Linked DNA regions of Mus musculus: region 1 is linked to region 2. A link is a loop called in an ENCODE intact Hi-C map of the cell type or tissue named here. Cell type or tissue: gastrocnemius. All regions are shown on one strand. Each heading gives the region's core, and the rest is flanking DNA. Links, peaks and the distances in the headings are about the cores only.

The links. Hi-C counts contacts between places; a loop is a spot of excess contacts. Peaks named below come from ENCODE experiments on the same cell type or tissue, not always from the same donor. Only the 100,000 strongest peaks of a DNase experiment are listed, where the experiment ranks them.
Region 1: a loop joins it to region 2, with 2.2 times the contacts of the local background. A loop is called at or near these places in 4 of 42 quality-filtered maps.

Annotation. Positions count from the first base shown.
Region 1 is chr14:48,164,371-48,174,532 of GRCm38, forward strand. Peli2 (pellino 2) reads left to right here. Exons shown (of 6, transcript NM_033602.2): 2 at 3,827-3,956. Among named protein-coding and RNA genes, the nearest start is that of Gm52144, 36 kb to the right of the region's middle. In gastrocnemius, for the core only: a CTCF peak has its summit at 5,807 (motif pointing left); DNase peaks (open chromatin) are centred at 2,248, 5,791 and 7,834.
Region 2 is chr14:48,115,315-48,125,476 of GRCm38, forward strand. Peli2 (pellino 2) reads left to right here and starts at 5,555. Exons shown (of 6, transcript NM_033602.2): 1 at 5,555-5,919. The coding sequence starts at 5,843. In gastrocnemius, for the core only: a CTCF peak has its summit at 6,023; DNase peaks (open chromatin) are centred at 2,875, 3,888, 5,527, 6,089 and 2 more places; H3K4me3 peaks cover 4,141 bases; H3K27ac peaks cover 4,588 bases.

The DNA of each region.
Region 1 (10,162 bases), core at 1,306-9,305, 49 kb after region 2:
CACACTTTTCACATAAAATTAGTGTAATCTCAGGAGGGTCCTGTTGAGGGGCTAGAGTTGACCTTTATAATACTTACAGAGGCTGGAAACGCCATTAGGACAGTTAGGGAGGTCTTGGGGAGGGACCTGGCTGCCGGAGCTTGTGTGTGGGTTAGGGTGGGGGTGGAGGGGTGGAGGGGTGGGGGCTGGATACTTTCCTGCCTTGAGGGATAATAAAGTTTACAAAGTATACAAAGTTTACAAAGGAGTCCTCCTAGGGAAAGCCTTTCCAGCGCCGGAGAGATGTGAATATCCAACAGGACCCGTGGCAGCTGTCCTCTGCTTGTCGTCTGTAACTCCAGTACTGGTTTTAGAAGTGCCCTCACCCTGGCCAGGCCAGAACCTCTCCGAATTTTCCTTTCTATGTCCATACTGTTGAATTGTTTTGAATTTTCCTCCTACACAAGTACATCCCGTGGAGTGTCACACAGGTCCTGTGGACCTGGAGCCGTGTACTGCATTAGAATGTCTGGAGTGTAGCTTTCTGTATTTTCATAAGATTTCCAGTGACGCTGATTTTTTTTTTTTTAATGCCACATCTTTATCATGCCCTGGCCCATTCTCACCATTTTGCTTTGATCCAGCCTGTGGAATTTCCTGGGCTCATATAACAAATGAACACCTACTCGATAGCTTAGAACAACAGGTGTTTACATTTTCACAGTCCTGGCAGGCTTAAGGCTGAGATCAAGGTGTGGGCGGGACCCTGTGCCCTCTGATGGCTCCAGGGAAGAGCCTTCCTGGTTTCTTCCGGCTCTAGGTGGCTTCAGGAATTCCTGAGTGTGCTTGTGTATTATGGGCCCCCCTCCATCTTTGCGTGGTCCCTTCCTCTGTCTCAGAGTGCCTCTTAAAGGTGCTTGTTATTAGAATTAGGTCGCACTAACCGTTTAACACGACTTCATCTTGAGAGCCTTGGCCTTTTTCTGAAAGGTCCATGCACAGACTCCAGGATGTGCTCGTATCTTTTTGGGGGAGGCAGCATCCATCTCCTCCCTGCCCCTCAGGCAGGGACAGTGCTCTGCACCGATCCCTTGCACGGCCCATGTGAGCTCCTGCTGACCTGTGTACCTTCCTTGTGTACTTCGTTGGTCCTGTCACACTAACTGAGCATATCCTCCCAGACTCCTTGTTACCCAGGTACTTCTCCTGCAGTACCCTGCTCTTGCAGTCTCACCCTGTCTGCTCTTCCCTCCTTCCCACAGCCTTTACCCTAATGGAACTCAGAACTTGGGGCTCGATGAATCTTCTTTCTCTGTGTGTGTTCTACCTCTAATCTCTGGCTTGGATTCACGACAACTCCAGAGTGCTTTCCCTTGTTCTGTGTGTTTCTTCTTCTTCTTCTTTTTTTTTTTAAGATTTATTTATTTATTATATGTAAGTACACTATATCTGTCCTCAGATACTCCAGAAGAGGGCATCAGATTTCGTTAGGGATGGTTGTGAACCACCATGTGGTTGCTGGGATTTGAACTCGGGACCCTTCGGAAGAGCAGTCGGCGCTCTTAACCACTGAGCCATCTCGACAGCCCGTCCCATGTGTTTCTAACCCCACTGCGTTTGCTTCTTGTGAAGGCAGGATGCTGATAAACACTGAGTGTAGGCTGAGGCACTTAATCTGATGAGAAACTCGACTTATCTCTTGCCATTGCTTGCCCTTCACTGTCTTGCTTCCACTAGGACTTTGCACTTGCCATTCATTGTCTGGATGCAATAAGAAGGCAGTCTATGCATGCATTGCTGTATTTGTTTAACCTCAGTATCTGTGCATCTATGCACGAACCCAGGCAGTATAAGTTAAATTGTTTCTGCATGTGCTGGCATTTCTGACCCCTTCCCTTTGTGCTGAATGGAGCTTTGAGGCTGTGAAACGGCCTCTCATGAATTGAGGGTTAGAAGAGCATCAGAGTCCATAACAGCTCTTATGGAGTCTGTTTCCCCCTGCTTTTTGCTTTAGCCAGAATGTGACTTTCCCACAGCTCTGTGTCTGTGTTGCTCGGGCCTCTCACCGAAAATGGTTAGTTGTCCCTTGCCCCGGTTTTACGTGTCCTAGGACGAGGATGTTGTTGACCGAATTGGACTAGATGTAAGGGGGATAGGGACAGAGGAAGATGCTGGCAGTCCCATCTTACCCAGCCAGGGAGTGGTACTGGGAGGGGAGGGCCGGGTTTGGAAGAAGGGAATGCAGTTTTGAGCAGAGAGCCACACTGCCTGTGGCACAGTGCCCAGGCTGGGCGCCCCTGACTGGGAGTGTCCCAGTGAGGACACTGTATGACATGAGAAACCTTGACAGACCTCATAGTTTGTCTCCTCCATAGCAGTGAAAACACCTCTCCAACTTGTTGACTATCTTGCCTTTAATTGGTTTACGTATTTCCATATATATATATATATATATATATATATGTATATATATATATATATATATGCTGCTAATCCCGAGTTAAGTGGCATCAGAATATATTCAAGTAAGTCTATGGTGATTGTTTACTTGTGAGTACTTGATACTAGTGATTGCAGACTTAGGCAAAATGTACATTTTTTTTTTTTAAATAAATCTTGCTTGAGGGAAAAAGAGACTCCTAAGACTTGAAACAATTTTTCCTTTAGCATGGAGACATCCTTGGGTAGCTGGAATTCTGCTGGGGTGGGCATGGAAACAGATGACAGGCACAGGACTAATATCTTCGGGGTGATGTAAAACCCCTGTCTGGTAGGGCCATTGGCTCAGCCCTTATAAACACACCCAGACCCCTTTGTTCCAACGTGCTCAGTTCCCAGGGGCCTTACCCTACACCTCCACCACACCTCTCTTCTGTACAAAGTGGGAGGAGTCAAGCCAAGGGTCTATTGGGTAAGACAGAGTAGGCACAGGCCCCCAGACCTGTGGCCCTTCTCTTTGCTGTTCTCAGAGGGCCTAAGAGCAGCTGTGTTTATCCTAGTAAATTTTATACGATTCTCTTCCACATCTTCTCTTGGGAGGAAGTTCTGCCATGGTGCCAGCAAAGAGTCTTAGTCAAATGCTCATGGCCACATGGGATGCTGGTTAAAACATTCAGAGATTAGTAGTTAAGCCATGGTTAGTGCACGCAGTTGAAACCAAATTGTCAGCTGTAATCCCAAATTCCTTGAAACTCTGGCATTAGCTAAATAAATATAAGCAGTCTACCTCAGGACTTGTTTACTTTCCAAGTTTTTTTTTAGAGCTGGGTAAAACTCATGTATAATTTGTACAAGTTGTATTTTTTTTTCTGTTAACCTAGCCGTATAGGATTCAAACAAATGAGAATGCATACAGGATTCAAAACTCTGAAGAAAGTAACTAAATTTAGTGTTTTTGCGAATAAAGATCTTACAGAAAGCATTAACATGATTTGAAAGTAAGAGATGAGGCTTAATTAGCATACTCTTTCCTAACTAGTTCATTTAAAATATTTCTCAAGTGTTTTTCTGAGGTCTGTTAGAATGGCTCTAGCTGAATCCAGCCAGCGTTCATACAGCCTCTACAGGATGCTCATTTGCTTAGTTAGACCCTTGTCTCTTCGGAGGAAGATTTAAAGAGTCCATCTTTATAGAATAGGAAACCTATAATTGCGTGTCCATCACTCTTAAATGAAGTCTCTGGAAGCGATTTGGGCTTTATTGCAGCTGAAGTCTGCTCACAACCCTCTCCTCCTGTGGGGGCTCAGTGAGCAGCTTTCTGGCTATTCCTGCCCTCTTGCACTAATGCTCACACCTAATGCTTTTAAAACTTACAAGCAACTGAACGCTTTTGTTGTCTCTACTTTAGGTACAATGGTGCTTTACCTAATGGTGACAGGGGCAGGAGGAAAAGCAGATTTGCCCTCTATAAGCGGACCTACGCCAGTGGTGTCAAACCCAGCACAATCCACATGGTCTCCACACCACAGGCGTCCAAGGTATGTGGTTGAGGCAAATGGTGATGCCCATATTTCTTGTCAGCTGCTATTTCCTCTTGACTTTTTTTTTTATGTAGGACAGAGCGTCTCAAGTCCATGAGGTTGGGGAATGTTTGTGGAGAGCTGTGCTATGCCCTGTGAGATGTTTAGCAGCAATCTTGACCTTGACCCGTTAGGTCCCCACAGCATCCCTCTTCCCACTCCCCAAGGCTCAAACATATCTGGGGACATTGCAGGATGGCTGGTGGGAGGGGTGGGCAGGGGACGTCGGAAGTCCATCTGCTGTTTTGTTTTAGGAAACATTCATCAGGTTACAGCTGTGTTTGGAAGCTCTGTGATGCTTTTTATCTTAAAGAATTTTTGCATTAGATCGGCAGCTAAACTTCCCAAGGATCTGTTATTTTCCTTCTGTGAGTTGATGTAGCGTGTTGCTACACTGTCTACACATTACTGGGGATTGAGTGTGCGTGATTACCACAATGTGAAGCACTCAGATCTAAGTGGCATAGTATGTTCACAGTGCTTATTTCTCCCCAGTAAGTTTGTTGTGGTTTGAATAAGAATAACACCCTTAGGTTCATATATTTGAACTTGGTCCCCAGTTGTGGTACTGCTTAGGGAGGATTAGAAGGTGTGGAGGAGGTGTGTCACTGAGGGTTGGCTTTGAGGTTTCAAAAGACTCATGCCAGGCCTGTTTTCTCATCTGTGGTTGCTGCCTGCAGATCAGGATCTAAAGCTCTCAACTGCTGCTCCCATGTTGCGCCTGATAGCTTCCTCCATGATGGCCATGGACTAGCAACCCTCTCAAACTGTAAACAGACCACCAAGTGCATTTTTATAAGTTGCCTTGGTCACGGTGTCTCTTCACAGCATTAAGACAGTTCCTAAGACAAAGTTTGAAGTAAATGAAATGTTAATTATTTTAAAGGATTAAATCATGTGTCCTCTGATACATAAGCAAGAGAAATATCTTCAGTTTCCAATCTGGTTTGGCAAGTTATTACACTAATATTACACTATGACTGGTTTTACGTGTTAAACTTATGGCAAGTTTTCTTTCAATGAAATCAACTATTTACTATACAACACCTGCCTTTATAATAATGTATTAATGTGCAATGTTTCTTATGGGGTTTCTGGATGTGTTTGTGATTATGGCTTTGAACAATCTGGGCAAGTCAAGCACTGATCTGTTTTTACTGAACAACAGCCTTCAGAGAACATTACGCTTCCTTGGAGTCAAGTGTAGTGTTCACCCAGAGCGTTAACTGTGACCAGCCTGTGAACACTTGGCTGGTTAAGAGTCCCTGACACAGGGCCTCAGAGAGGCTCTGATAGAATGTACGAGCTTTGGTGGCCTGCTAATAGTGACAGATGAGCAAAAAAGAAGACAACAGGAACCAAAAAGGGTTGTGTCAAGTGGGCAAGGTTGGCTACAGAGAGCAACTGTGAAGACTGGGAGATGACATGGCATTTATAGTAAATCTGGCTTCAACAGGACCTGAAGAATCAGAAGAGAGGCAATAGCAGCAAGCTCTTGGGTGGCCAAGGACACGAGAACAGTCTGTCTTAGTTCCTTCCCCAACCGACCCCCAACAAAATGCCTGACACGTTGGTTGATTGTGGCTGTTTCAGGAGATGCCAGTTATGGTGGCAGTGAAGGCACAGTGGCCAAGTGGCTCGGTCCCTGGTGGGTAGATCTTGCAACAACATCATTTTACTATATGGTGAAACCAGGAGGCAGAGATGGTACTGGGAAGGAGCAGAACACATAGGAAGGCCTCCAGTTGACTCCCAACCAGCCCTGCCTCCCTTCCCGGGTCCTGCAAGCTCCCTAAACAGCGCCATCTGCTGGGCATGGAGCACAGGATCCTGTGCAGGATGCGTCAGAGTGTTTGAAGAAGGAAGACAAGAGACATGCTTGAGAGCACACGATGAGTGCCAAAAGTATTCTTGCAGTACAAATATGGTCCTTTTAATTGTGTAGAGCCGTAGACAACTTCCTTGTCTTGTTTTGGGTCTGCGCTGTTGGTTATTTCCTTCTTTTTCAATGTAACATTTTTATTCATTCTTTGGGAGCTTCACATCCTGCACCCATTATTTCCTTTTGAAATCGGGAGTTTCATGTTATTCAAATGGCTGACAAAAGCCACAGAAAGCTGGGGCTGGAGCATAGTGATAGAGGACTTGCCTAGCGTGTGCAGGGCCCTGAGTTTGCTCCCTAAGAAACACACACACACACACACACACACACACACACACACACACACACACACACACACACATTAATAGAGATTTTGCTTTGATTATCCAAGCTCATTCTGTGATGAAATATGACAGACTTGTAGCTGGCTCTGGAGGAGTACGGCCTCAGCGGCTGGCTCTTCCTTCTCCTGTCCCGGACTCTCTTACTGAACATTGTAGCTTTCGTTATTTTTCCTACATGCTTAGATTTTGCTTCAAGATTTTAAAATCATTCATCTCTCAGTAGTTGTGCGAGTCTGTACTTAAACACATTACCCACAGTACTAAGAATTGGGCACATCAGGTCCCAACCCTCTTTGTAATATGGAAAAAAAAGTATTTTCTCAGAGCCTTGGGTAGATTCTCATTTGCAAGCTAAGCAAATGGACAGTAATAAGCAGAAACCATAGTGTATTTTGGTTACAATCAAATTCTAGCTAAAGAAATAAATAGGAGGGACAGAAGGAGAGAAACCATGATAGAAAGGGTATACGTTGAGAGCCCAATGCTGCTGGAAGACAATGCATGTCCCAAGGGAAGTTATTAACATGGCTGTTCGTCACTCTGCAGTGACTTGAATTTACCATCCCATTTTCCTACTAAAGGTATGCATCTTTAGGAGAGAATCTGGTAGGCTCAGCTTGGCCTTGCCATGGCCAAGGGAGAGAGAAACGGGGGCATGGTGTGTGTGGTGGGAGTGCGGGGTCGTAAACACTGGCCTGTTGCAGCCTTCTTGCCTTTGTACCACTGTCTCAAGGGCTTTGTACTGGGAAATACAGAATATTGTTTGTAATGTGAAAGGGGGTTGAATCTGTTTCCGCCCTTCAGGGACCAGGACCTCAGGCACAGGCTCTGCCCTCCGGGGCCTCTCAGATGCACACCATTGTCTGTGTGACGGTGCCGCTTCTGCTACAGTTGCTCTCTTGGCCTTCCTGCTTCTGGGCTCCGTTCAGTTATGAACGTATTTAACTGAGTCTGTAAGCCAGCCGTCTGGTGGACAGGCAGTGTCGGGGAGCTGACCTCCCAACTCCTAAAGCACCCTTATTATTCTTTCCGTGTCTTTCCGGCCATGGCATCAGACATGACTGCATCCTGCTGCCCTGTTGATGTTGCTGACTTTCCTCGTCCCTGCCTCTGCTCTTTGTGCTGACCTACAGTTTATTCCTTTCTGCCTTTCAGTGACCTGGTGGCTGGCCTGACCCCTTTGTCCTTGTGTCTTCCCCCTGTCTCTATGTTTGGGGCAGAACAAAGGTGCCAATGGTGAAGTCAGTGGGAGATTGGGGCCTCTTAGTCGCCCATGAACGCCCGCATTAAAGCTGAGGCAGATTCCGATGGCAAGCCCATGCTGTTGTGGTATAATCTCTATTTGTGTAATCTGTATGTGTGTACATATTTGCTCTTGGAATGATACAGGTATTCTCTGATAATATAATGTGGTTAGAAGTATCAGAAGTCCCGTTTTACTTCTGGCAGATCTGTTACACAGGCACAAAGCCTCATCTTTTATTCACCCATTCATTTATTCAATAAATATTTATCCAGCACCTTCCACAGCCAGGCATCGTGCCAGGTCTCAGATAGACAGCCTCGAACAAACACATCCGCACGGAGCTGATCGGCCGGTGTGGGCTGTGTGTGAGTGTGTATGCAGCTGTGCTGGGAGAAGTACTAGAGGTGAGGGGAGGAAGGCACAGTGTGGCCAGGCAGGCAGGGGCATTTGAGCTGCTGCTGATGGGGAAGTGTTGGGGGTGGAGCCAACCAGGGATGCAGAGAGATCAGGGCCTAGCTGGAGGACTTCACTTTCTCTGAATGGGAACTGTTGGGTAATGTTAAGCTGAGAGAGTGGCACGATACAACTGAGAATTTACTTTTTATGATGTGGGGAGACTAGTATACTGTTATTCCACCAGTAAATAGTGATGGTACCAGTATCTGATAACAGATATTTTTACCAGCTGCATGTTAAAATTAGTAACATTGCTAGGGAAAAAAAACTTCATCATAATTTTTTCTTACTTAGATTATGTTTTATAGAAATGTCCTTTTTGGGGGTATTTTCACTTTCCAAAAGTAACTAGAAATCACCCTCCCCGCCAGTGTATTTCATAATGGAAAATATTCTCAATATTTGAATAATGTTTAGACTAAGATTAAGTCTCATTAATATGACTGCATGCCCTGGGCTGCTCTTTAATCTGTGTCTTTACCCTCTTTCCATTGCTATGAGAGAGTATGTAAGTAAGGCTGGGTGCCTTCTGAAGAGATTTGCTTGTCTCAACTCTGCTGGCAGCTTACACCTGTATCCTGGCTATCACAGCTTGGTGGAAATGCAGGTGGGAGCAAGTCAAGTGCTGCCGGGGCGTGTACTAGCCCGGAAATGGAGCAGATATCCCGGAGCTATTTGTTCCCATTGCTGGTTCTCATAGGAACTTACCCAGTGTCCCTACCTCACCTTCTCTCTGAGATCAGTACTCATCCATTCTGAGGGTGGCGCCCTGTGGCCTCCCTCTTACAGATGCACCACCATTCAGCATAGCTAGATCAGGAACCATGCTGCCAGCACATAAGCCTTGGGGACCAGCCACACCCACACTGCAGCGGTGTATATGAGTTGGTCCAGCTGTAGCAGTTGATGAAGCACTCTGAGCATCAACAGTGACTGTGGGAGTCGGTAAAGCTGATATAATCTTCAGTGTTCGCTCTGTAGCTTGAGCTGATCCGCAGAGTTCATCGAGGTCCACTTTTGAAGTGTGTGTCTTGGTGGCACTGGGAAGTGTAGCGGCTCTGCTTCAGGAGAGGTACCAGCTCCTCCGCGTCTACAGACTGTTCACCGGTGCTGCTTTGGAGTTCTTTGGCTTTACATGGTCTTGATTTTGGTTTCCTTTATAGTCATTTTGTTATAATCCTTCAGTTCATAGTTTGTTTGGTTTGGTTTGGTAAGACAGGGTATGATGTGTAGTTTAGGCTAGCCCCAAACTCACTGTCCCCCTGCCTCGGCCTCGTGACTTTATGTATGAGTCACCACACTCTACTCTCTGTTTGGTAGTTTGACGTTCAATAATTAATGAATGAAATTATTATAGATGATTTAGTTAATTCAGTGAAGTATGTTCAGGCAACAGTGTTTTGATAAGGCTTTTCCGTTAGGCGCTGTAAGTTTGTATATCTTACCTATAAGAGAAGAAAATAATGAAGTAATGAACCACAGAGCTGGATGTATCTTGATCCTCTACTGGGTACAAACTCGTAAAACAAATCACGTCATTTCTAGAACGAGAAGCTACTTATCTTGTGCCTGGTAAAAACGCAGGCACGAGTAAGCTTCTATATGGTTAAAGCAGCGGCTTGCAAAAGCTCCTTATTAATGAGTGTTGTCTGAGACCACGCCGTGCAGTTCACATGATTTTCTGACAGAGTACCAGGACTTCCAGTATAGTTCTTGTAGGAAACGATCATGTCAGCTTAAATTTATGGTTCCAATCATTACACAACACATTTACTGAGATGAAAAAAAAAACCACTTTGGAAAACTTACAAAACCAAAGCAGTAAAATTTGAGTCATCAAGAGTGAAGCTCCACCCATTTCACATAGAGGTCCAGTGATTTACTTAAGATGCAATTCGGAGGACTTTGAAGATGGTGTGATGGCTTTTGTTGATTTCGTGCAGCTGGAAGGAGTGACATCTGAAAAATATTAAGCTTTACTGTGGTTCTGAAGAAGAATTCATGAAAAATAGTTTCCAGGAGCCATACTTACAGGAAAACCTTACGGATTTTGCACAGATGATGTAAGGAGCTAGGGAGAAGGAGCTCTCGTTGGATGCTGTCTCCCTGGTGTTTTGCTGTGCCTGGATGATTTGGAAGATAAGCTAAGGAAACCTTGTAATATTTTATATTGAAGAATTTGTTACTTCACATCAGATACACACTAGAGTTTAATAGCATTCCGAAGAACCCGGAA
Region 2 (10,162 bases), core at 1,028-9,027:
GGAAACTCATTATAGCCAAGCAAAACTTGCTTTTGTATTGAATCTTTGGAACAGCGAGCAAAATCTCTCAATCCCTCTGTCTCTGTTTCTCTCCCTCCCCCTGTTTCTCTCTCTGTCTTTCTCCCCTCTCTCCTTTATTTCCTCTTCCCTTCTTCCCTTCATCTCCCCCTTCTCTCCTCTCTCCAAATTATCCAGTCTCAGATCTTTTATTATAGCAACTGAAAACACAAGAATACATAATGCATATGGTCAACTAATTTTTGACAAATGTGCCAAGACAGGCAAAAGCCAAGGATTATTTCTTTAACAAATGGCATTGGATCAGTTATAAGTCCACACACAAAGAAATGAAATTGGGTCTTCATCTTACAGCATTTACAGAACCAACAAAATGGATACAAGATATTTAAACATAAGACCTTCAACAGAAGGGCTAAGCAGTATCTCAGGGATGGTATACTTGCCTGACATGTGCACAGCTCCGGGTTTTATTTCTCACACTCAGAACACGCCGCGCAGGGGACTCAGTGTCACACACCTTTAATCCCAGCATTGAGGAGGCAGAGGAATTCTCTGTGTGTTCAAGGCCAGCCAGGGCTACAAAATGAGACCCTATTTCAAAAAATGAACAAAAATTGCCAAGACCTCACACTGAGAATATGAGAGGATGTGGGAAGGATTTAGAGGGGTTCACCTTGTTTCTTGGCTGTGACAAAAGGACAGGCAGGAAAGCCACACTGGCAGGTAGGGTGCATCAGACGGAAACACTCAGCCAATCAACCATTCACCACGATTCTGAGAGAAAATGTTTGCAAATAGAGTATCTGGCCAGAGGTTAATATCTAAAATGGATAAAGAATGCCTCTCCTTCAAAAACAAGACACAAAACACGGCCCATCAAACCCAGTCAAATAACCCAACTGAAAATGGACTAAGATTTAAGTCAACATTTACTCAAAGTCCACATATCTCCAGACATCAACAGATAGAGCAAAAAATAAATGCCTAGGATCAGTGAGTTTCAGTTGAAATCAGGACGCACATCACCTCATACTTGTTAGGACCACTTCACAAAAGAAAAGAAAACAAAGCAAGAGGTAAGTGTTGGTGGGAATGGGGAGACATGGGGACCCAGTCACGATATTGGTAGGAAGATAAAATGGTGTGGCTTCTCAAAACAGGCAAACCATTCCAAAACTGATGCCTGAGCCAAGAAACCCATGTCTACTTATTAAAAAGAGTTAAACTCAAGATCTTTGTGAGACATTTGAACTTCCCCAGTGACTGCAGCGTTAGCTATACTGTTCATCAATTGTCCATCTTCAGTGTCCATCAATGAGGAATGGGCAAAGAAAATAGAATATTTAGCCCCAGATGAGGAAATCTTATCACATTCCACAATATGGATGAGTCTCGGGATCATTATGACACATATAGTAAACAAGTCACAGGAGGGAAACTACGGTGTGATTCACTTACAGGATATATCTAAAGCAATCAGTTCATCAAAGCCAGAAGTGGAGCAGCAGCTATGGAAGGAGGGAAGAGAAGAAAGCTGCTGCCCAATGGGTGTAAAAACCCAGTCAGTCATGCATGATGGAAAGATTCTGGAAACCTGTGGTAGAACACTGCTTGTAATCAATAGCACAATCATGCCGTGTGTGCTTAGCAGTGCAAGGAGGTATGTCTCACCGTGTGTGTTTCTTGCTACACAATACAAGTAAAAGTGGACACTCTTCAGAATGGTAATCACAGAAATACAAATAAAAAAAGATGACCCATCAAGTTAGTGAGGATTTAACGATGCTGCCCAGCATTCCCTGAGGCAGGCTCTCCTTTTACTCTGGGCTGCAGCGTGAATTGGCAGACCCTGATCATTTCAAAAAACACATTGGAAGTATACATCAAAAGGTCTTTCGAATGTTTACATCCTTTGATATAGTAGTTATTTGTAGAATCCATTTCAGTGAAATAGTAACAGATACAAATACCTTTCTCAGAGCAAATAATTTGAAATATATTCTATTAAGGAGGAATGATTAATAGATGTTGATACTTTTGCTCAACCCCACCTCCCAGATTATCATGAGCGTGTAGTAAAAGAACCACTCAGAATACGATATTAAATGAGGAAAAAGTAGGATAATAAGTTCTTTAGAGTAATGTCAAATACAAAACAAAACAAACGAAAGCAAACCAGAAGGAGGAAAGGGAACCAATTAGAACACAAAGGGGGGGCTGCAGTTTGGTATGCAAACTTGCTACCAAATGACCGGAAACATGTTCAGGATGTACGTCCCCCCCCCACCCCCCCACGATCAATAAATAAAGATGTAAAAATAAGTTTTAAGGAGGAAACATACATCATAATAAATAGGGTTATTCCTAGTCAAGTTTATGGGTGATTTTTAAAATGGCCTTCAAAATTTCTTTTTTCTCACATTTTCTGTATGCCTGGCAAAGAAGACACATGATGCCTACAGCTGAGGGTATAGTGTAAAAGTCAAATGTCTGATGTCTCACACACACAAAACCATGTATTGTCCAAACATGTATTTTTCAAAGCGCATACTTGTCCCTTAGACGTTGTAAACATAAATATGGTGTGATCAAAAGTTAAACTCTTCATCCTAGAAATATGGTTGGTTTTATTTAAAGTATGTCAAAGCAAACATAGACCATTTGGCTGAAGCTTCTACTTTGAAAGCAAAAGAGGTAGATCTATCAGGGAGAGAAACCGGTACATATTGGGCTCTTTCAGAAAACATGGCTCGTGGAGTGGTTTGGGGACATGCATGACAGACAGCAGGGAGGGAAGAGAAGGGGCTGGTGAGGGGTAGCAAGGACAGCCAACCCCACCCTGGTTCTCAGTGGATTGGCAGATGGCACAGCCAGATTGTCCCACCAGCCTGGAGCTAATAAAACAATTATTCAGAAGGGGATACGTTCCTGTTACAGTCAGAATCCTGGTGTTAGTTGGAATGGAGGTGATTACATTCTTCCTGGTTGACGCTGTAAGCAGAGGACGGGCCAGGTAAGGGACAGGAAGAGAGAGATGAAAGCTGACCATAGACTCTGAGCAAGTCAAGTTCACCACAAACTCACAGCTCTGCTGTTCGATCTCGTTTGAGATGTATTCATTTATTTTCACTCATCTGGCCGTCCCTTAAAATCAGCAAAAGCAGACTTGGGGGATTTGGGAACCACTTAGAAAGTGGTTATAGTTTCAATGGGTCCACACTGCATATAAAGGGCAGCCAAACAATTAAACGATATTATGCTCACAAGTCCAAAAAGCTCAAATGCATTTCTGATAGTTTAATATTAGAAGCTTATGCATAATCAGGATTGGGGACTTTAAAATTGATTTCATACGTAAGAGTGAGCAATCATTCTCAGGGGACAATAATTAGGTAGAGATGAGTGTCTCTTTAGAGCCCACAGGACCACCGATGTGCCACCAGTCCCTATTTGGTCCATTTGTTCATTCAGATTCCCTCGACTGTGGTCCTATGCATGCATTCCTGTAGGCCCTCAACAGACTGATTTCCCAGTCTGCCGGGTTGCAAGGCTAACAGTGATTGACAGAAACGATACACTTACAAGTCCTGAGCTGCCTAAGATCAAAGCCTCCACAGATATAAAAACTCAGAGAAAGCAGAACTACCTGTAAGTAACTTTCATAAAGACAAACTCGATTAAACACCATCAACATGCCCAAGGCATGCTGGGAGAGAAGAGAAAGAAGCGCCCCCACCCCCCTCGCAGGTGGAGGGCAGAGGTGTCTGGACCAGCTGACCAGCAATGGAGTGTCTCTGCCAAAGCCTGGGACAGCTTATGGGAAGCACCCAGTCTAGTGTTTGGAACTTAGAAGGAGGTTAATAAATATTTGTTTCCATCCCCCTAACAGCAGATGCAGAGCGCAGCAAGGAAGAAATGGAGCCAGAACAGTGTAATGCAAGCACAAAAGCACAGCATGCCAGGAGAGAAGGGGGTAATTGTAGCCTAGAGATCAGTAGCAGCAATAGAGCAGACTGGGGGAAGTTCGCATGCCAGAGCGAGGTACTATAATTAAGGGAGATGGGTAACTGTGACGGGATTCAAAGGGTTGTTGACAGTCGCATAGTGGATATAGTAAGTGGGACTAGGGAGTAAGGAAAACTACACTCCGTCATACAGAAATCTACCAACACCATATGAAGAGAAAGAGCTCAACTCTCTAAAAAAGGGCTGCTGGTTAAACCTTTACATTTTCATAACAGAGAAAAGTACAGAGGATTTGTACAATAAGCCGGATAGCTAGTTGTCTTTAGTCTAAGAATAGACTTTCTGTAATTAGCGGAAATAAGGTAATCGTCTAATAAAGTTTATTTTTGGCTCATCAATAGTGTGGCTTTTGTTATTCTGGAGTAATTTATCTCCAAAGCCTCAATTAAAAGAAGAAAAGCCAGTTACTAACTGAAGTAAAATTACAGAAAGCATCATGTCACTACAGTAATAGCCTGTCAGAGAGCGATACATGCACGGCGCTGAGCAGTAGAATGGAAGGTTACTCATGCAATTATTTCTTTTTTAACTCCTTACTTAGAGTCATAGCCTAAACGTGTGTGTATGTGTGTGTGTGTGTGTGTGTGTGTGTGTGTGTGTGTGCGCGCGCGCGCGCGCGCGGGCACACACACACACACACTCTCGATGTTTATACATTGGGTAGCTTTTGCAGTATTTATTTCTTTAAATATTTAACAGTCTGGAAAGGCAGTGACAGGCAATAATATGTAGCGTCTCTAGCATGTTGCAAGGGCTTAATAAATGCTAGAATAATAAATTCCTCTATGATGAAAAACAGCAGTCAGTAAAACTATCACAGCCTACAATATTTTAAAGACACAGCACCATAAGAAAGCATAAAATACAAACAGTGCCTTGATTAATCCATGGAAATAAAGGAACATTTGTCTTCATTTAAAAAAAAAAAATCCACCTAGGTAATTTCCTTTTAAATTCCCCAGGGGGTTGAAAGAAGGGACAGAGATGTGAATAAGGGATTAAAAGTAACTTTTAACTTTTCTTTTTCCCCTTTCCCTCTCCTCCCTCCATCTCTCTCTCTCTTTTCTCACCCCCCCCCCACGTTCTTTCTCCTTTCTCTTGATACATGAAATGGTGGGGAGCCCTTCAATTAGCGCCCCCCCCATGGGCAGATTCTTTCTCTTTTTAAGCCCCCCTCTCAAGGGCTTGGCTTTGAAAGCAGACACCCCCAGATCAGTGCGCTCAGCATGGTGAGCTCGGAGGTGGGGGGTGGGCAGTATGCTTGGCTTTCACGCAAGCGGGGTCCGGATCCCCGGGCTGAGGACGAAGACCCCCACGCTCCAACTTTTCGGAGGAAGAGAGGAGAAAAACAGAGCTGCCCCTTTAAGGGCTTGCCTTCCCCTTTACTCTATGTTTACATAACACGGGGCGCTCGCGGGCCGCGGGGGCTGGCGGGCGGGCGGGCGGGGGCCGCGGGAGCGCGGAGACGCGGGCGGCGGCGCGGCCGTCCCACCTGCCCAGCCCGCTCAGCCCCCCGGCGGCGCGCGCTCCTCCTCCCGCGGGGCTCTGGTCGCCGCTCGCTTTCCGTGCCGGGTCCCGCTCGTAGCGGCCAACGTACGGATAGCTCCGGGGAAGCCGGCGGGCGACGCGCACAGCCACGACGGAGCAGCCGCGGGACTGGCCGCCCAGCGCCCCGTTCGCCGCCGTGCCGTTCCCCGGCGCGCTCACCCCGTTTTCGGGATGGGAGTGTAGTGGCGGCGCGGACTCGGCGGGGATCGCGGCGGAGGCGGCAGCGGCGGCGGCCGAGCGCGGCTCCATGTTTTCCCCGGGCCAGGAGGAACCCAGCGCCCCCAACAAGGAGCCGGTGAAATACGGGGAGCTGGTGGTCCTGGGGTGAGTTGGGGACGCGGGCGGCGGGGCGTCGCGGAGGGAGAGGGATGCGCTCCTGAGGGCCCGGGTCCCCGGGGTGCTCGTTGCCGCGGCCCGGAGGGCGCTCCTGCACCACGCGGGGTCGCTCGGTGAAGCCCGGAGCCAGTGGCTACTGGGGACTTCTCTTTCCCGACGACCGCGAACGCGGAGCCCTGTCTCCGAGCCCAGAGCCCAGTCCGCGGGGGTTACGCATTGTTCCAGTCTGTGACCCGGGCCGCTGGTTGGCCTCCGCTTTTTGCGCCGGGAGTGAGCTCGGCCGAGGGCCTGGACCGGGTCCTGGTTTTCCCGGGTCCTCTCAACAACGGTTCCCGGATCTCCCGGGTTTCCATTCTCGAGTCTCCGCACCCCTTGATCTCCTTACCCCTCGGGCTCCTGCACCCCTCGGGCCCCGGCCTTGCCGATGCCCTGCCAGCGGCGGGGAGCTCGCCACCCTGCCCTCCTCGGCTCCCACTCCGCTGGTGAAAATCACATTTTGAAGATAGTAATTATCTACAATCGTTAAAACGGCAGCAATTAGAGACTTCATCTACTTCCTGAGTTTCCGTGTGACATTTTCTATTGTTTACCCTTAATAAACCAGGAGGGAGGCTTCGCAGGATTAAAGCAGGGTAAAGTGGGCAATGAAAAGGGTGTGGGTGGGGGGAGGTGGAAAGTGCAGGAAACTCTTGGAGCTGGAGCAACTTGGGTAGTGCTGCAGGGAAAGGATTGGTTTCCCTTTGGATGTGCCGCTCCAGGGAACCCGCGCTTTTGTCCTCTGTTGAAAGATCTGTATTCAGACCCACGCGGGTGTTGATGGGTGGGCTTAGAGGCACGCGAGGAAGCCCCCCTCCTCACCCCTAAGCAGAGGCTCTGGGAACTTTGAGAAACGTGTTTTGATTACTACCTTGAAGTAAGTGCCGACTTAATTTTTTTTTAAAGACTCATCTAAAGTTTCCTAGCCTTCAGTTTGTTGCAAGCCTTTCTGTGTGTGTGTGTGGGGGGGGGAAGGTAGTACTGGAAAGATCACTGCTTATTTGGAAGCTCAGCAGATGAGCGCCTTCCGCACCTGCATGGGAATTGCATGCACTTAAGAGACAGATGTCAGAGTTCGCTGGGAAGAGGAGGGGTGGGGAGGTGGGTGGGGGGAAGCCACAGTTTAGTCTGTCTTATGTAACTTCAGCTCAGCCTAATTTTGTGGAGTTTGGTTTTGTTTATGTGGCTGGCTTCAGAGTATGCTTAACACTGTGAATTTGACAAAGAAGATTAACTTACGCCAGAGCCATTTCATTATTTCCTTTTGAGGCAATCTGTTGAGACGTTTCGGAGCAGTGTGGAATAAACCCGGAGAGGTTTGTGTTCATAGCTAAAAGTTTAGGACACTCCAAAGCCAGGAAAAGAATTTACACCCTGGACAGTTGTAATTTAGTGTCTCTGTAAACACCGTTGCCTGTAGCACCTGCTTCATCCTTCACTAAAGCTTTTCCTGGATCCATGATGGCTTAGTGTTTCTAACCTAGTAGCTGGAGGCAGGCAGGGCAGTTACCTGTGCTACCACATGGCAACACTGTTTGGACATTGGGTATCATCCAGTAGCCACAGAACACTTCCATTTTAATGTAGAACAAGACATAAGTAGAAACCCGAGTAAGTAAGTAGCAAATGATGTTTGGTGTTGTCACTTCTTCAACTGAAGTTGGTTAACAGTGGAGCCCTGCCGTGGTGGGGGGCTGGGGGGGAGATGTTGCTTCTTGCCAGCTTAAGGAAGACCTTTAAGGAAGAAAAATGGGAGTAGCAGATGGTTTTGTGTACGCCTGAATTGTGGCTGCTGCCCCCTCCCCTTCTTTCTTTCAGATTTCTGACTCTTGCAACATTGAGCACACTAAAGAGTACCTGGAAAGTAGTGAACTAGTTAGATTTTCACTAAGTCTTACACAGTTCTGCCCACTGGACTTGAGAGCATGTTGTCCCCTTTAAAATAGCAAGTGCATTTCAATGAAAAAAAAAAAAGTGCCATTACTGTGCATGCCTGGTCCTTTGGGACATCAATATTGGTGAGCATAGACTGTCTAGGAAATTTTCTTGATGAAATTATTCTTGAGGCTAAAGCTGCTCACTGCCTCTGATATTGTTAAAATATTTATTTTGTTTCATTGGAAAGTACAGTGACTTTATTTTAACTGCTGGGTGATTGTCCTTTCTTCTGTGTTCTGAATCACATGGTAAAATGTCACATAGGAAGTTTGGATAGCAAACTGTAAAGTTGATTCAGGCCTCGATGATCTAAGTACGGGTGATTCTTGTCATAGGTTGCATAGTAGGAGAGAATGCCATGTGGGATTGTAGTGGGGTTGTCACTTTCTGTCCAGTTAGTGGAGTTTAAATTATTTGTTAATTCTAACCAGTTACCGTGTCATAGTCCCAAGTCCTTATTGTGTCCACTGCTTAATTGAAGCTGGAGAAATGATTGGCTCGTTCGCTCCTTTTAGCTGAGAAGTATTAATTTGGCTATCACTTTAAAGTTGGGGAAGTGGTTTGGGGTTTAAAAGCTGTTCAAGGTAGTGGAGCCCTGATTAAAGGCTCGTGATTTTTCTTTTCTTTTTGTTTTTTTTTTTTTTGTTTTCTTTTTTCCTGACCCACTGGCTCGGTGATTTTTGATTTAGTTCCTTCCTCTCTGTTTCTTCAGCCCTATCAAAATAGTCTCCAAGGAGCCTCTCTGGGGGTCTGTTCTGTTGTTCTGTTCATTTGCTCAAATGTGGAACACACACAGTTAACCAATTCTAGATAGCTTGATATTTGTTGATTTTCATGAGTCTTAAAGTGATGGTGCTAGAACTCCCATGGGCACACATCCATCCATGGTCATGATAGCAGAAAAGCAATCAGCACCGGGCTGGGGTGGGGGAGGTAGTTCAGTGAATAAGTGCTTGCTTGCTGTACCAGCATGTGGACCTGTGTAAAAGGTATGCGATCGCATCTGTAACCACAGTGCTGGGGAGGCAGAGACATGTGGATCCCCGGGGCTCCCAGGCTGGCCAGTCTAGTCCAAGTGGCCAGCTCCAAATTCAGTGAGCAATCCGTCTCAAAAATTAAAGTGAAGAGTGACAGAGGAAAGAAGTCTTATGCTGGCCTCTGGCTCCCTCCCCCCTCCCCCCCAAAGTAAATACGTGTAATTACATATTTAGGGAAGAAATCATGTTTTGAAGTTAAGCAGACTGAGACAAATAGCAGAAAGAGGCTTAATCTGGTAGTGGAGCTCAGGAGGGGTGGGGGTCTAAGAGGTATATTATATAGCCCTTCACAAAGAAACCAGAGCTCCTTATGTGTTCTTTCTGGGTTGGGTCAGTTTCATGGCTTTCTGCTGGAGGCTGACTCCAGCTGTGCTGCAGGGCCTCAGAGCTCCCTTCTGAATTCATTTTGAAGCATGCTGCTCTTTGCCAACTAATGGCCCATCGTGGTTTTTGGAGGGAAAAACTACCTTGCCTATTCCCTTGGTTTCCCTCGACTCAGAGTTGAGTGGGTAATTTATTCTGCAGGGCCTCGGCTCTGATTTGATGTGACACAGAACAGGCTTGCAGCACTTTCACTCACAGGCTCTTCATCTGGGGGCTGTATGTAGAGTTCAGGGAATCCACAGAGTTGGATGGGGAAAAACCCTGTTTGTTACAGTCCTCCACCCGAAATCTACTGTTTCACTCAGAATAGGCAACACAGAGACCTGCTGCCTATTTGTTACTTAATGTCTTAATACAGAAATAGAGGTGTAAGCAGAACATAGTGGTGCACACAGGAAATCCTGGGGAGTCTGTGGCCATCCTCAGCTACCTAATGACGTCATAAGCTTGAGGTCAGCTTGTGCTAAATGAGACCCTGCTCTGATACATACATAGTACAGGTGTGGACTGAGGATGTAGGTTGTGGTAAAGCCACTGCCCAGCGTGTGCAAGGTCCTGCTTTCCACCACCAGCGTTTAAAAGACTGTTAGAAGTGCTGGCGATTTTCCAGTGTAAAGCTATTTTGTTAACAAAGTAACTGATTTTATTGGCGACTATGCATTGAAAACCTTTCTGCCTCCCTGAGTGGGAGTAACCACATCACTAAAGGATGCTTTTCACAAAAAAGGTTAAAGAGCCCCTTACAGTTGAGGCTTCTCCTCCACTGTGGCTGGAAACGCAATACATCTAGCAGGTGTCTGCTCTTCCCCTGGATTGGCAGTTGCTCTGTCAGATGA